Linked DNA regions of Homo sapiens: all the other regions are linked to region 3. A link is a contact called in ENCODE Hi-C or POLR2A ChIA-PET data. All regions are on one chromosome and are shown on one strand. The core of a region is the stretch at or near the end of the contact, and the rest is flanking DNA. Distances in the headings are between cores, read along the strand shown.

Region 1 (4,086 bases), core at 1,552-4,051, 1.5 Mb after region 3:
AACATTTAGATTGTTTCCATTTTTGTGTTTAAAAAATGCAATAAATCAGTAACATCCTTGTCTTAATTCTGACCATTGGGAATTCTTCTAGTGTTTCATTGTTAAATATGTTAGTCCATATAAATATTACTTGTCATGACAAAGTGGACTTCTTCTATCTTCAGTTTACTGAGACATTTATTTCTTTAATTATGAATAGTTGCCAAATTCTAGCAAGTGCTTTTTGCCTTCTATTAAGATGATATTACTTTTTTGACCTCTTAGTGTGATGAATCTTATTAATGTGTTATTAAATAATCCTTTCTGTATGATTGAATTAACCCTTTTGGTAAATTATTCTTTTAATAATAAATTATTGAATTTCATTTGTTCGTATTTTATTTAGAACTTTGAATCGATATTCATTTGTTTATATTTTTAACTTGACCAGGAACTGGCTTCTAGATATTTAAAGGATGTGTCATTGCAAATGTAAGAGGGTTGAAAATAGACACACACCCAGCAGCCTAGGAATCTGGGATGTCTTCCACACAGCTCTCATAATAAGCAACTCCTTTAGTCCCTATTAAAAATAGGGAAGAGGACTTCCAGCCTCTCCTGTGCTAAGTGATTCCATGTTTTCTCTGGGCCTCTAATTTGGAGGGTAAGACTGGAGAGACAGTCTGATCAATGCGCCAGTACCCACCTCCATCCAATTCCATAGAGCCTAGAATCTTTCAGGGGGATGTGCTTATTCTCTCTTATCCTTCTTTATAGTTGACCAACTGGGAGCCAGCCATCTCAACAACTTTTTGAAGAGAAGCACGATGTAAAAAAACTAGAATTAAATCAAAACTGGAATTGATTTGGATATTTTGTATCCTTGGTAGCCTTTCAAACAGAAAAGATGATTCTTATTAGCAGTTTCTATTTAAAATTGGAATTACAGTAATGATATATTCATTTATAAAAAGTATAATGTTTGGCCGAGTGCAGTGGCTCACACCTGTACTCACGTCACTTTGGGAGGCTGAGGCAGGAGGATTGATTGCTTGAGCCCAGGTGTTTGTGACCAGCCTGGGTAACATAGTGACACCCTGTCTCTACAAAAAAATAAAAAATCATCTGGGCATGGTGGCACATGCCTGTGGTCCCAGCTACTTGGGAAGTTGAGCTGGGAGGATTGCTTGAGCCTGGGAGGTCGTGGCTGCAGTGAGCTGCAATTGCACTACTGCACTCCAGCCTCGGTGACCAAAAAAAAAAAAAAAAAAAATTTATGAAAAATAGTGATTTTTTTTTTTTAAAGACTACTTCTTCTTCCCTACCCCCAGGACTAGTAGAGCCAGAAGGGGGTTACTTTGGGAAATTACTATTTGCCACCAGCTAGAAAAAGCCTGTTCTGTGAATAAGACAAGTGGTTATGAAAGAGGATGTGGTTGGGGTAGATTCAGTTTGTGGCAATCATTTTGAAGCATTCTAAGAAAGGCTTTATCTGTTGGAATACAGAAAAGTGGTATTAATTTCTCCACCTCTAAGTGTAATCATGGCACTTCCCCTTACTAATTCATGTATCAGGTTTGTTGTGAGGATTATGTGAATTAATATACGTGAAATGCTTGGACTATTGCCAGGCACATAGTAAGCTCTCAATAAATGTTATTTTCTTATTATATTTATAGAATGTTAATTATTATGAAGGTGGGCAGCTTCTGATGTGACTGCCAATGATCCCAACTTCCTGGTATTCATATCCTTGTGTAATCCCCTCCAGTTGAGTGTGGGCTTAGTTACTTGCTCTTAATAAAAAGAGTATGACAAAAGTGGTGGAAATACTAATGTCTATTAACAGTAGACAGTGGCTTGTATTTTGCTGGACTCTATATCTTTCCCAGCTTTCACACTTTGCAAACTACCATGTTTGAGAGGCCCACCTGGCACAGAATTAGGGATGGTTTCTGTCCAACAGGCTGCAAGGAACTGAATTCTAACAATAACCATGTGAGTGAGCATGGAAGTGGATCCTTTCCCAGTCGAGCCTTGGAATGACTACAGCCCCACAGGACACATTGATTGCAGCTTGTGAAAGACTCTGAAGCAGAGTACCTAGCTAAATTGTGTCCAAATTCCTGACTCACAGAAACTGTGATTTTGTTCTTTTAAGCCACTAAATTTCGGGGCAATTTGTTATGCAACAAGAAATAATACATTTTTTTTGTTATCAGTATCATAATAATCATTATTATTAGCAATATAACATAGAGTTAAGAATATGACCTTATTCTAGAATCAAATGGCCTGAGTTTGAATCCCAGCTCTTCCACTTACTAGCTGTTTGACCTTATGTCAATTATTTTCCTCAACAGCAAGATGGAGCTAATAATAGTTGTGAAGAGTAAATGAATTAATACATGTAAAAACTCAGGCACTTAGTAGGTGCTGTATCTGCTGGATGCTGCTATTATTTAATGAAGTGGAAACCAGTACACAGACCCTGCTCCTGCTAGTATTAGCCATCAGCTCTGGTTTTCTGTTAAAATCTTTTGCAAACCAAGAATTCTTTCTAGTTTTAGTTTATAAATACATTCAGCCCAGTGCTGAGGTGAGAGGCAAACAGAAAGAATAATGGTTTCTACATTATTTTATGAAGAGAAACTGAAAGTCCTTTCAAGTAAACCTTCTTAAAGATAAGGAATTGGTTTCGTTCTCTGAAAGAGAAGTGAAATTTCATGCCATCTTGTCATCTACACTCAAATATTGCATATTACTTAGATGGATTACAGTAGACAGGGGGATAAGCCCTTAGTTTACATTCACAGTTCTTACATGGCAGGCTCAGAGTAACCATACTATTGAATGCTGAGTCAAACAGAAGCCACAGAAGTAATTAGGTTCTAGTAGTCCAAGAAAGAGCTGGGCAGAGGCAAGGTCTAAAGAAATAACTTCACTAGGTAAGAGATTAAAATTTGAGCCAGTGTAAGATCAGACAAAAGCAAGCTTGAAAACAAAGAGGTCATTTATGGAGGCAAAGATTAGGTGTCAAAAGACCTTTAAAGAACAAAAATAATACATCACATTTGTATAGCACTTCAGGGTTTACCACACGTTTTAACACACAGTATTTTATTAGCTCCTCACAACAACTGGGTAAGGCAGTGCTAATATGCTATTCTCATTTTGAAACAAGGCAATGGAAGATCAGTGGGGTTAAGTTACTTACTTGAGTTCACACAGCCACTAAGTGGGATTAGAGTCAAAACTTCTTTCTGATCTGTGTGATAGAATATTTGGTGTGATAAAGCCATTGGGTTATCTTTTTTCATCAGTTCCTGTGTCATCCAAGATAGGATTATTTAGGACTTAACATTCTTGACCAGGAATGTATACTCTGTGAGCAGGGCATGGCAGACACCTTGTAAGTGAGCTTGAATTTTGAGTTCCAAGTTCCAAGTAGGTTTATTTTATTCCAGTTAACAAACTTTGCTTCTCTCCATATTCCTGTTCAGTAGCTATTTTGTGAGACGTTCCAAACTCCCTGAAATCTTTTGATAAAAATTAAGTAAGAAAATGTTAAGTTCCATGGATATTCGAAAGTAATGACTCCCTATTTAAAAACTACCTTGCACTAACTACCTATGACATTTTCACAATATTTTATGGTATAAGTTTGGAGTTGATTTCAGTATAGAAACACCATTTAATATAATGCGGAAAATGGCCCTGGATTATGCTTTTTGCAAACCATACCCGTCATACAATATAGCAACATGAGGTTTTTTTTTTTTATCTAACCTTAAATTTATCCTTCATAAGCAAATAGTTTATATGTCAGTTTTTATCTTTCTTTGCCAAATACTATGTATCAGTAATCTTTATAAATTTTTACTAAATATAAACAATGTGCCTAGGACCCAGAGATGTCCTTAGGCACTGTAGTCTAGAAAAGGACATAAGTTATTATGTCCATGTTAGGGATTTTTTCCTCTCCTTCTAACACTCAATGCCTTCATTATGTAGCCAGTTGAGTGTTTCACGCTGAGGCACCCTTTCAAATGTGCCATTCTTTGGAATGGCCTTAGGATTCTAGATCTTCCTCTTACTCAGCTGGTC
Region 2 (4,385 bases), core at 497-2,996, 2.0 Mb after region 3:
TTCAAATTTACAAGAAAAAAACAAATGACACCATCAAAAAGTGGGTAAAGGATATGAACAGACACTTCTCAAAAGAAGACATTTATGCAGCCAACAGAAACATGAAAAAATGCTCATCATCCCCCGTCATCAGAGAAATGCAAATAAAAACCACAATGAGATACCAACCCACACCAGTTAGAATGGCGATCATTAAAAAGTCAGGGAACAACAGATGCTGGAGAGGATATGGAGAAATAGGAATACTTTTACACTGTTGGTGGGAGTGAAAATTAGTTCAACCATTGTGGAAGACAGTGTGGCAATTCCTCAAGGATCTAGAACTAGAAATACCATTTGACCCAGCCATCCCATTACTGGGTATATACCCAAAGGATTATAAATCATTCTACTATGAAGACACATGCACACGTATGTTTATTGCAGCACTATTCACAATAGCAAAGACTTGGAACCAACCCAAATGTCCATCAGTGGTAGACTGGATTAAGAAAATGTGGCACATATACACCGTGGAATACTATGCAACCATAAAAAAGGATGAGCTCATGTCCTTTGCAGGGACATGGATGAAGCTGGAAACCATCATTCTCAGCAAACTATCACAAGGACAGAAAACCAAACTCATGTTCTCATTTATAGTTGGGAATTGAACAATGAGAACACTTGGACACAGGGTGGGGAACAGCACACACCAGGGCCTATTAGAAGGTGGGGGGCTGCAGGAGGGATATCATCAGGAGAAATACTTTATGTAAATGATGAGTTGATAGGTGCAGCAAACCAACATGGTACATGTATACCTATGTAACAAACCTAAATGTTGTGCACATGTACCCTAGAACTTAAAAAAATAATAATAATAATTAACAACTGACAGTGGCACATACAGTAGCTCTACCATTAATTTGACAATAAACTCTACAGGTTACCTCTTCACAGAATTTATCACTTTTTGAAAATTAAAATTTGAGCCAGATGTCTTCTAAATTCTGTTATATCACAACAGGATTGGGGCTATTTTGCCTATGCATGCACCTGTAACTAATTTCCTTCTCCTGAGGCAGAGAGGACCCTTCTCCCCTTCATATGTAGCCTCTTTCACTTCCAAGGACAGTCAGCCTGATCCAGCCAGGATCCCGGAAGGGGCACTGGAGGCTGCCTGGAAGAACTTGCCCCAAGGGTGGATTAAATACCTGGGAACACACCCAGCTCACAGCTGGAGGAAGGCCACCTGGGATGAGGCAGTCACCCAGAAATGTAGAGACAGACAGGCATGCTAGTTCAGGAATGCCGTCAGTGTGAGGGAGGGAAGGAAAAAGCCAGGAGTAGTTCTCAACTTTTTGGACTCCTGGTACACTTCCAAATACTGGAATTTTTGACTAGGGGACTTTTCTTGAAGCTGTTTTTGCACAAGACTGAGAAAATATCCATTTTCCATACTGAAGAATGAGGAGAATGCTCAAGAGCCACAGGTGCTGGAGTTAAAAGGCGGCATACCACCAAGCCTCCTTGCTAGTTCTGCTCAGATGTCATGCCACTCAACTAGGTCATTCCTCAGCCCTGAGAAGCTGCTTTTGAATAGAATTGTTTACTGCCAGGCCTGGATTTCTATTATGCCCAGGAGGTGGTTTTCCCACATTGCAGTAAACATTTGATCTTTCTTACGTGCCAAGCTGAAGTTAAGCCTCCCATCTCTTATTGCAGGAAACTGTACCCCACTCTTATTCACAGCCCTACTTAGAACAGACAGCACAATATGACTAAGGAAGACTTGTGAAAATACAACAGTTTCATCACAATTTAGGGCTAAGATTTAAGATACCACCAGTATGACAGCTAAAGAAGGGAACAGAAAAGTACAGCTCCTGTCACTAAATCTGTAGGCACAGACAGGCCACAACCAGAGTCTGCTACAGGAAGGAGGAGAAGTAGCACCACATTGGAGAGGACTTTATTTCCAGGGCAAGAGGGTGATTAGGAAACACTGACAAGAGCAACACAGAATCCAAAGAACTAAAGAGACTGAGGTCCTAGGCATGTTTCTGAGATAGGAGTTTGAACAACTGAGGAGGAAAAGGACAAGCCAAATTATTAGAACTGAAAGGTTACTGCTGGACTGATAGTAAACACTGACAAGAGCAACACAGAATCCAAAGAACTAAAGAGACTGAGGTCCTAGGCATGTTTCTGAGAAAGGAGTCTGAACAACTGAGGAGGAAAAGGACAAGCCAAATTATTAGAACTGAAAGGTTACTGCTGGACTGATAGTAAATGCTGAATTGTCTCATCTTGCCTGCCTGGAGTCAGAATTGGTTCCAGAGACTGGAATGTAGCTGAGCTAGGAAGTGGGAATCAAAAGCCCAGGGGTGGGGGTGGGGGGTTCTGTCAAGGCTGGAATTCAGTGAGAGCCTAAAGCCTGTTTTAACTCAGGCAGGGAAGATGACTAAGAGTGGAAACCAGGCTCGAAAAATCATGAGTCATTCTTAAAAGAAACCAACATCAGTGTCAGTAACTTCCCTGGGAACTTGGAAAAGGGGCCTGAACAAATATTTTGGAATCTAATATCCTGCACCAACACTGAACTGCTCCTTCATTTGGATAGGTCACTCTAACTTTTCCGTTCTCAGAGCTCTTTCAGTTACCAAACGAGACTAACAATATCTGTTTGCAATATTTTTACCAGTAAAAAAAAATCAGTAGGAAAAAAGGTGACCTTCTGGAGAAATAAATTATTACACATGAACTCCTTATACATAGGGAGAGTCTGCAAACAGTTCCCTCCGAACCAGTGTCACACTCATCAGTAAACTCATCAGTGCAATAATCCTCAGAATGAATGTGCAGTTCAGTTTCACAATTACAGCAGGACAATTAAAATCTGAATTTCTGTAAAATGAGATAGGAGTGAATTTTCCTCACACATTCTCTTCCAACTTAAGAACACATTTGCTAATTTCCTATAATTGGCAAGGCATTATGTGAACTGCTTAAAGAGATTACAAAAATAACTAAGACCAAAAGCTACCTGACTTTAAAGTAAAAACAGAATTAGAAGGTTAAGGATTGTTAGTCTGCTACCTATAAGAAACGAATACTTCAAGATTTAATTCAAAATACATTTTCTAGATATTCTTATAGTTCCAATACACTAGATTACTACTGATATCTATAACACAGATGAATCCCCAGAAAGATTGTGCTAAGTGAAGCCAGGCACAAAAAACTACATTTTACATGATTTCTTTAGAACGAAGCTCAAGAATGGGCAAAATCAATTTATGGAGGAAGTCTTTAAGTGCTTGCAGGGACCATGTGGAGGAAGGTTGACATGAAAGGGGTACAAGGGTGCTGGAAATGTCCTCCATCTCTTGTTTTGGGTGGTGGCTATACAACTGTCATAACTTAAACAGTTAACAGTACATTTTACTATATGTAAAATATGCTTTTACAATGTTAACCAAAAATATCACTGGACTAAATAAGCAGTACTAGGAATAGAGGGTTCAGACAAGAGCACAGGCAAAAGATAATGTTAATATTTCTTATACTTGATCTCAATGGCATTTATAAAGACAATATTCCCAATTTGAAAGGAATTAGAGGTATTAGATATAACAATAATACAGATATATTACCTGCTAGTTTCAATCACATATGAAAGATCCCTACACAGAAAAATAAGTCACAGGACTGTTTAACAGCAAGTGATAACAGAATTTGCAACCCTTTATTTTTTGCCCTATGAACTGAAAACAAAGCAAGCTTTAATTTGCATCTTCCATATCACTCTATTACTAGGGTGCTTTGGCTATTCACAGGGGAGGAAATCCCCAGTGTGATTCTCTAATATTAGGATTTTTCATGGGCAACAAATATTGAGAGAAGCATATCAGAGTCATCAGTAGGTATTTTCCACCCTCACAGATTGTGATTCATGCCCTACGTGCTTGGTTGTGACTCCCAGCCGAAGTCAGGTTAAACTCTTCCTCCAGACAGGAATGAGTCACATCCCACAGCCAGTAGAGTAGAAGTCTGGAGAGCCATTTCTGGCTGAGAATCCAGAGGCCCGTTGGCTTCTAGCTCCCTGCCTCTCCCTTCCTCAAGAGGAAAAGATGGAGTGCAGGGAACAGATGTACCTGCTCCCTCTCTTTCTTCCTCCTTTGGAAACTTCCGGAAGCTACACAGAATTGCTGCGGTCCAAGCTCTCCATGGCCTCTCCTTTAGCACAAGAAAGGAAGATAATTATGCTAAACTGAAATGCAAAGAAAGAATGAAGAGAACTGGGGTGACTGACCGAGTTTTGTTGCCTTCCAACCCAGGGCTATTATTTCAGCAAGGAACAAAGGGGCACTGGAACCACTAGCAATAGTACCACTTTGCAA
Region 3 (4,435 bases), core at 1,893-4,392:
TTCAAATGTTTAGGCTTATGCTGACTACTCTAGATTCCAACCAGTGGCTGAATTAAAAGTTCCCATGGATGAAAAACAAGGGCGATTGGAGAGCTAATAATGACGAGTGCTTTCAACTGATGAACAGGTTGGATTGTGACAATTCTGCTCCAGGACTAGCTACAAAAGTCCATTTACTCAGTAACAGGAATCTAGGGTTGAGTCAGCAGGCCTGGATTTCTTCCACCTCTAATGCTTACTTTATCTTTGTGCTACTTAGTTTTTTACTTCTTAAATGGGGGAAATAGCACCTATGCTCCTCTGAAGGGATTACCCAAAAGAGTTTTAAAAATGGACATTATTTTATTATTGTTGCTATCATTATTGTTACCATTTTTGTAGTATTTAAATTCTATGTGTAATAGTGTTTCTATGGAAAAAGAAACTTTTTTATTTTTGTTTTTTGAGATAGAGTCTCACTCTGTTGCCCAGGCTGGAGTGCAGTGGTGCAATCTTGGCTCGCTACATCCCCTGTCTCATGGGCTAAAGTGATTCTCCTGCCTCAGTCTCCGGAATAGCTGGGATCACAGGCATTTGCCACCATGCCCAGATAATTGTTCTATTTTTAGTAGAGGCGGAGTTTCACCGTGTTGGCCAGGCTGGTCTCGAACTCCTGACCTCAGGTGATCCACCCACCTAGGCCTCCCAAAGTGCTGGGATTACAGGCCTGAGTCACCTTTTTCCACAGGCGGCCGATCTATGGAAAACATTTTTTGAATTTAAAAATGAGAGCAAGTCTCAGCCAGGTAGAGTGGCTCACACCTGAAATCCCAACACTTTGGGAGGCCAAGGAGGGACGATTGCTTGAGACCAGGAGTTCAAGCCCACCCTGGGCAATAAAGCTACACCTCTGTCTCTAAAAAAAAAAAAAAAAAAGAAAAAAAATTAAAAATGATCAGGATGTGGTGGCGCATGTCTGTAGTCCCAGCTACTCAGGAGGAGGCTGAGGTGGAAGGATACCTTGCACCCAGGAGTTTGTGGCTGCAGTGAGTCGTGATGGCACCACTGCGCTCCAGCCTGGATGACAGAGCAAGACACTGTCTCTGCCTTGGCTTTTACTCACACTATGTTGTAGAGGATTCTGGAAACTTGAGTTCCCACTGCTTTGCCTGTTGGCAGTGCAACTGAGGACTTGCCAGTTTCAAGCTCTACGGCTTGGAGCGGAAGAAAGGACAAGCAAGGTCCAGGGACTAAGGAAGCTGAGGAACAAGAATCTTGTGCTGGTGAAATGAATGTCATACTGCCTATGCACACCGACTAACTTCTCACATTAGGCCTTTCCCCAGGCCATGGTTTTCCCCACTTCAGTGCCAACAACGGACCTAGGGGTTTTTCTCCCTGCTGCCGTGTCCAGCCGAGCTCTCGCTTCTCTCTTCTCCTCCAGCTCCAAAAATAAGTCAACAGCTCTGCACTGCCTACCTTAGAGTTAATTGTGGAAATCAAATGAAATGCTGTGTAAACTCTACAGATGTTCGCTGCTATTGTTATTCTGAGCCACCTTAGCATATCTGGAAAGTGGGCTTAGTGGTTAAGGGAGATTTCCAGTTAAATGAAGCATTTAACTTATTATTTAGCAACATTAATTATTTAGTGGCATTATTTAGCATACCCTCCAAAAAGTATTTACATGTTTTACCAGTTTATCTCTTTATTCTTCTTAAGAACTCTAAGAAGGGCGCGGTAGCTCATGCCTGTAATCCCAACACTTTGGGAGGCCAAGACGGTCGGATCACCTGAGGTCTGGAGTTCAAGATCAGCCTGGCCAACATGGTGAAACCCTGTCTCTAGTAAAAATATAAAAATTAGCTGGGAGTGGTGTCGCGTGCCTGTAATCCCAGCTACTTGGGAGGCTGAGGCACAAGAATTGCTTGAACTTGGGAGGCGGAGGTTGCGGTGAGCAGAGATAGCACCACTGCACTCCAGCCTGAGCAGCAGAGTGAGACTCCATCACAAAAAAACAAAAACAAAAACAACCTAAGAAATTATTTTCTTTCTTTCTTTCCTTTTCTTTTCTCTCTTTCTCTTTCTTCTTTCTTTCTTTCTTTCTTTCTTTCTTTCTTTCTTTCTTTCTTTCTCTTTCTTTCTTTTTCTTTCTTTCTTTCTTTCTTTTTTTTTCTTCTTTCTCTGTCTCTCTCTCTCTCTCTGTTTCTTTCTTGTCTCACTCTGTTGCCCAAGTTGGAATTCAGTGGCGAAATCATGGCTCACTGCAGCAACTCTGCAGGCTCAATCAATCCTCCCACTTCAGCCTCCCTAGTAGCTGGGACTACAGGCCTGTGCCACCATGCCTGGCTAATTTTTATAGTTTTTTTTAGAGACAGGGTTTCATCATGTTGTCCAGGCTGGTCTTGAACTTAGACTCAAATAATCCACCTGCCTCAGCCTTCCAAAGTGCTTGGATTACGGGTGTGGGCCACCGCACCTGGACTACATATTCTAATTTTCTCCATTTTATACTTTTAAAAATTAAGGCTAAAAGATTGAGTAATCTGCCCAAGGTCATCCATTTTATAAGAAGTAGTGCTGGAAGTAAAACCTGATGCCAAGCCTTTGTGGTCAACCACAACATACAAGATTGCAGACAACAGATGCCTCACGTCCCTTCTCCAGTTCACAACTAAATTGGCTGTTTTCTTTCACTGTCCATTTTAATAAATTTACAAGTTTATCAATCACTAATATTTTTGTTATTGCCAAGCACCAGTTGTCTCTTTAGTGTTACATGGGGTGGGCTGAAGGAGGCTAGGGTGCTGATTCCTGTCTACAGTAAGTGCCCAAAAAATGATGGTCTCAAGAAAGGCTGGTCAGAAATGCCAACTTAAAGTTTCAGATAAAATGGAAAAACTGAAAAGTACTTACTCATTAAAGTAACTGGTGATTTTTAAGCATCTCTCTCAGTTGATTCTAGATCTCGTCCCTAGATAGCTTTCTTCCTCTCCTGTAGATCATTGTGACCAGACGGGAGATCTCAGAGCTTGGGCTATAGGGGAAATAGGTTAGCCTCTGGGTGCTGCTGTGCTTGCAAGCCAGCGTCTGGGGAGAAGATGACATTTCCGGTGGCATCTGGGGCAAACGACACAAGTCAGCATTTAGTTTCTTGCTTTAGGAAGCGGAAGACTAATGACCGAAGCTTCAAGACTTTGACATGTGTGAAAACATGAAATGGTAAGTCAATACAAAGACAGCATCTTCCTGGAATTTGGTTTTGAGCTTGTTTTCATTTCACCTTTCTCAGTAATCTGGGTGTAGCTTATTTTGACTCTTCCTTTGATTAAACAATTCAGACCCTTGGCTCTTATTGTTCTTGCTGGTGTGGTATGTTCACGGCTGAAAAGATGGTCAGAAGGGGAAAGGAGGAAGTGAGAAGAAAGAAACAGGGAAATGGTAAGAAGAACTCTACTTTTCTAAATAATATTTAATAGTAGTAATCTTGTGTTTCTGTGCAAGGTGTTACAGTTTACAAACCGCTTTTATTTTTATTTATTTATTTTTTTTGAGACGGAGTTTTGGTCTTGTTGCCCAGGCTGGAGTGCAGTGGCATGGTCTCGGCTCATTGCAACCTCTGCCTCCCAGGTTCAAGCGATTCTCCTGCTTCAGGCTCCGAGTAGCTGTGACTACATGCACCCACCACCACACCCGGCTGATTTTGTATTTTTAGTAGAGATGGTGTTTCACCATGTTGGCCAGTCTGGTCTCGAACTCCTTACCTCAGGTGATCCACCCGCCTTGGCCTCCCAAAGTGCTGGGATTATAGGGGTGAGCCACCATGGCAGGCCACAAACCGCTTTTAAATCCTTTCACTTCATCTCTCCACTGACGTCTTGATGGAAAAATGGCTCAGTCCACACTACAGGAAACCACAGGCCTGAGCCCCAGCCTCAGCTAGATCCAGTATGTGGCAGAGCAAGATAAGAACTTTCTGCTTCCTCCCTTAGTGTTCCACTTGAAACCAGCAGGTAACTCAAGGGGACAGCGTGCTTAAAAGGGAGATGGTTCGTCTGGCGCTGTGGCTCATGCCTGTAATCCCAGCACTTTGGGAGGCCGAGGCGGGTGGATCACCTGAGGTCAGGAGTTCGAGACCAGCCTGGCCAACATGGTGCAACTCCGTCTCTACTGAAAATACAAAAATTAGCTGGGCGTGGTGGTGGGCCCCTGTAATCCCAGCTACTCGGGGGGCTGAGGCAGGAGAATCGCTTGAACCCAGGAGGCGGAGGTTGCAGTGAGCCAAAATCGTCCCATTGCACTCCAGTCAGGGTGACAAGAGCAAGACTCCATCTTTAAAAAAAAAAAAAGGGTGGGGGAGATGGTCTTCTGATTGATTAGATAAGTGTAGGCATTTGTTTTCTTTTGTCTGGAATAATATGATTTCGGGGAGAGGAATATCACTTTCCCTACAAAT

Evidence for each region. Hi-C counts contacts between places; a loop is a spot of excess contacts on that map. ChIA-PET counts read pairs that join two places held with the same protein, here RNA polymerase II (POLR2A). Pooled maps may share reads with other maps.
Region 1: a loop to region 3 is called in a map with no recorded cell type, with 9 times the contacts of the local background. The contact joins the enhancer-like site here to the promoter of PCED1B-AS1 in region 3. A Hi-C loop is called at or near these places in 1 of 37 single-sample maps with no recorded cell type and 3 of 50 pooled maps. POLR2A ChIA-PET finds 5 or more read pairs at or near these places in 1 of 52 experiments (activated naive CD4-positive, alpha-beta T cell).
Region 2: a loop to region 3 is called in a pooled map, with 2.2 times the contacts of the local background. The contact joins the enhancer-like site here to the promoter of PCED1B-AS1 in region 3. A Hi-C loop is called at or near these places in 1 of 50 pooled maps. POLR2A ChIA-PET finds 5 or more read pairs at or near these places in 2 of 52 experiments (activated T-cell and activated naive CD4-positive, alpha-beta T cell).

Annotation. Positions count from the first base shown.
Region 1 is chr12:45,667,891-45,671,976 of GRCh38, reverse strand. No RefSeq gene overlaps it. Among named protein-coding and RNA genes, the nearest start is that of LINC00938, 58 kb to the left of the region's middle. Within about 2 kb of position 2,801, at least 4 of the 41 ENCODE cell types and tissues checked have a DNase peak (open chromatin) inside an H3K27ac peak, as active enhancers do.
Region 2 is chr12:45,232,717-45,237,101 of GRCh38, reverse strand. All of the region lies in intron 1 of ANO6 (anoctamin 6), which reads right to left. Among named protein-coding and RNA genes, the nearest start is that of ANO6, 19 kb to the right of the region's middle. Within about 2 kb of position 1,746, at least 27 of the 41 ENCODE cell types and tissues checked have a DNase peak (open chromatin) inside an H3K27ac peak, as active enhancers do.
Region 3 is chr12:47,215,150-47,219,584 of GRCh38, reverse strand. It overlaps PCED1B-AS1 (PCED1B antisense RNA 1), which reads left to right and starts at 3,142. Exons shown (of 3, transcript NR_026544.1): 1 at 3,142-3,201; 2 at 3,321-3,420. PCED1B (PC-esterase domain containing 1B) reads right to left here. Exons shown (of 4, transcript NM_138371.3): 3 at 2,896-3,363.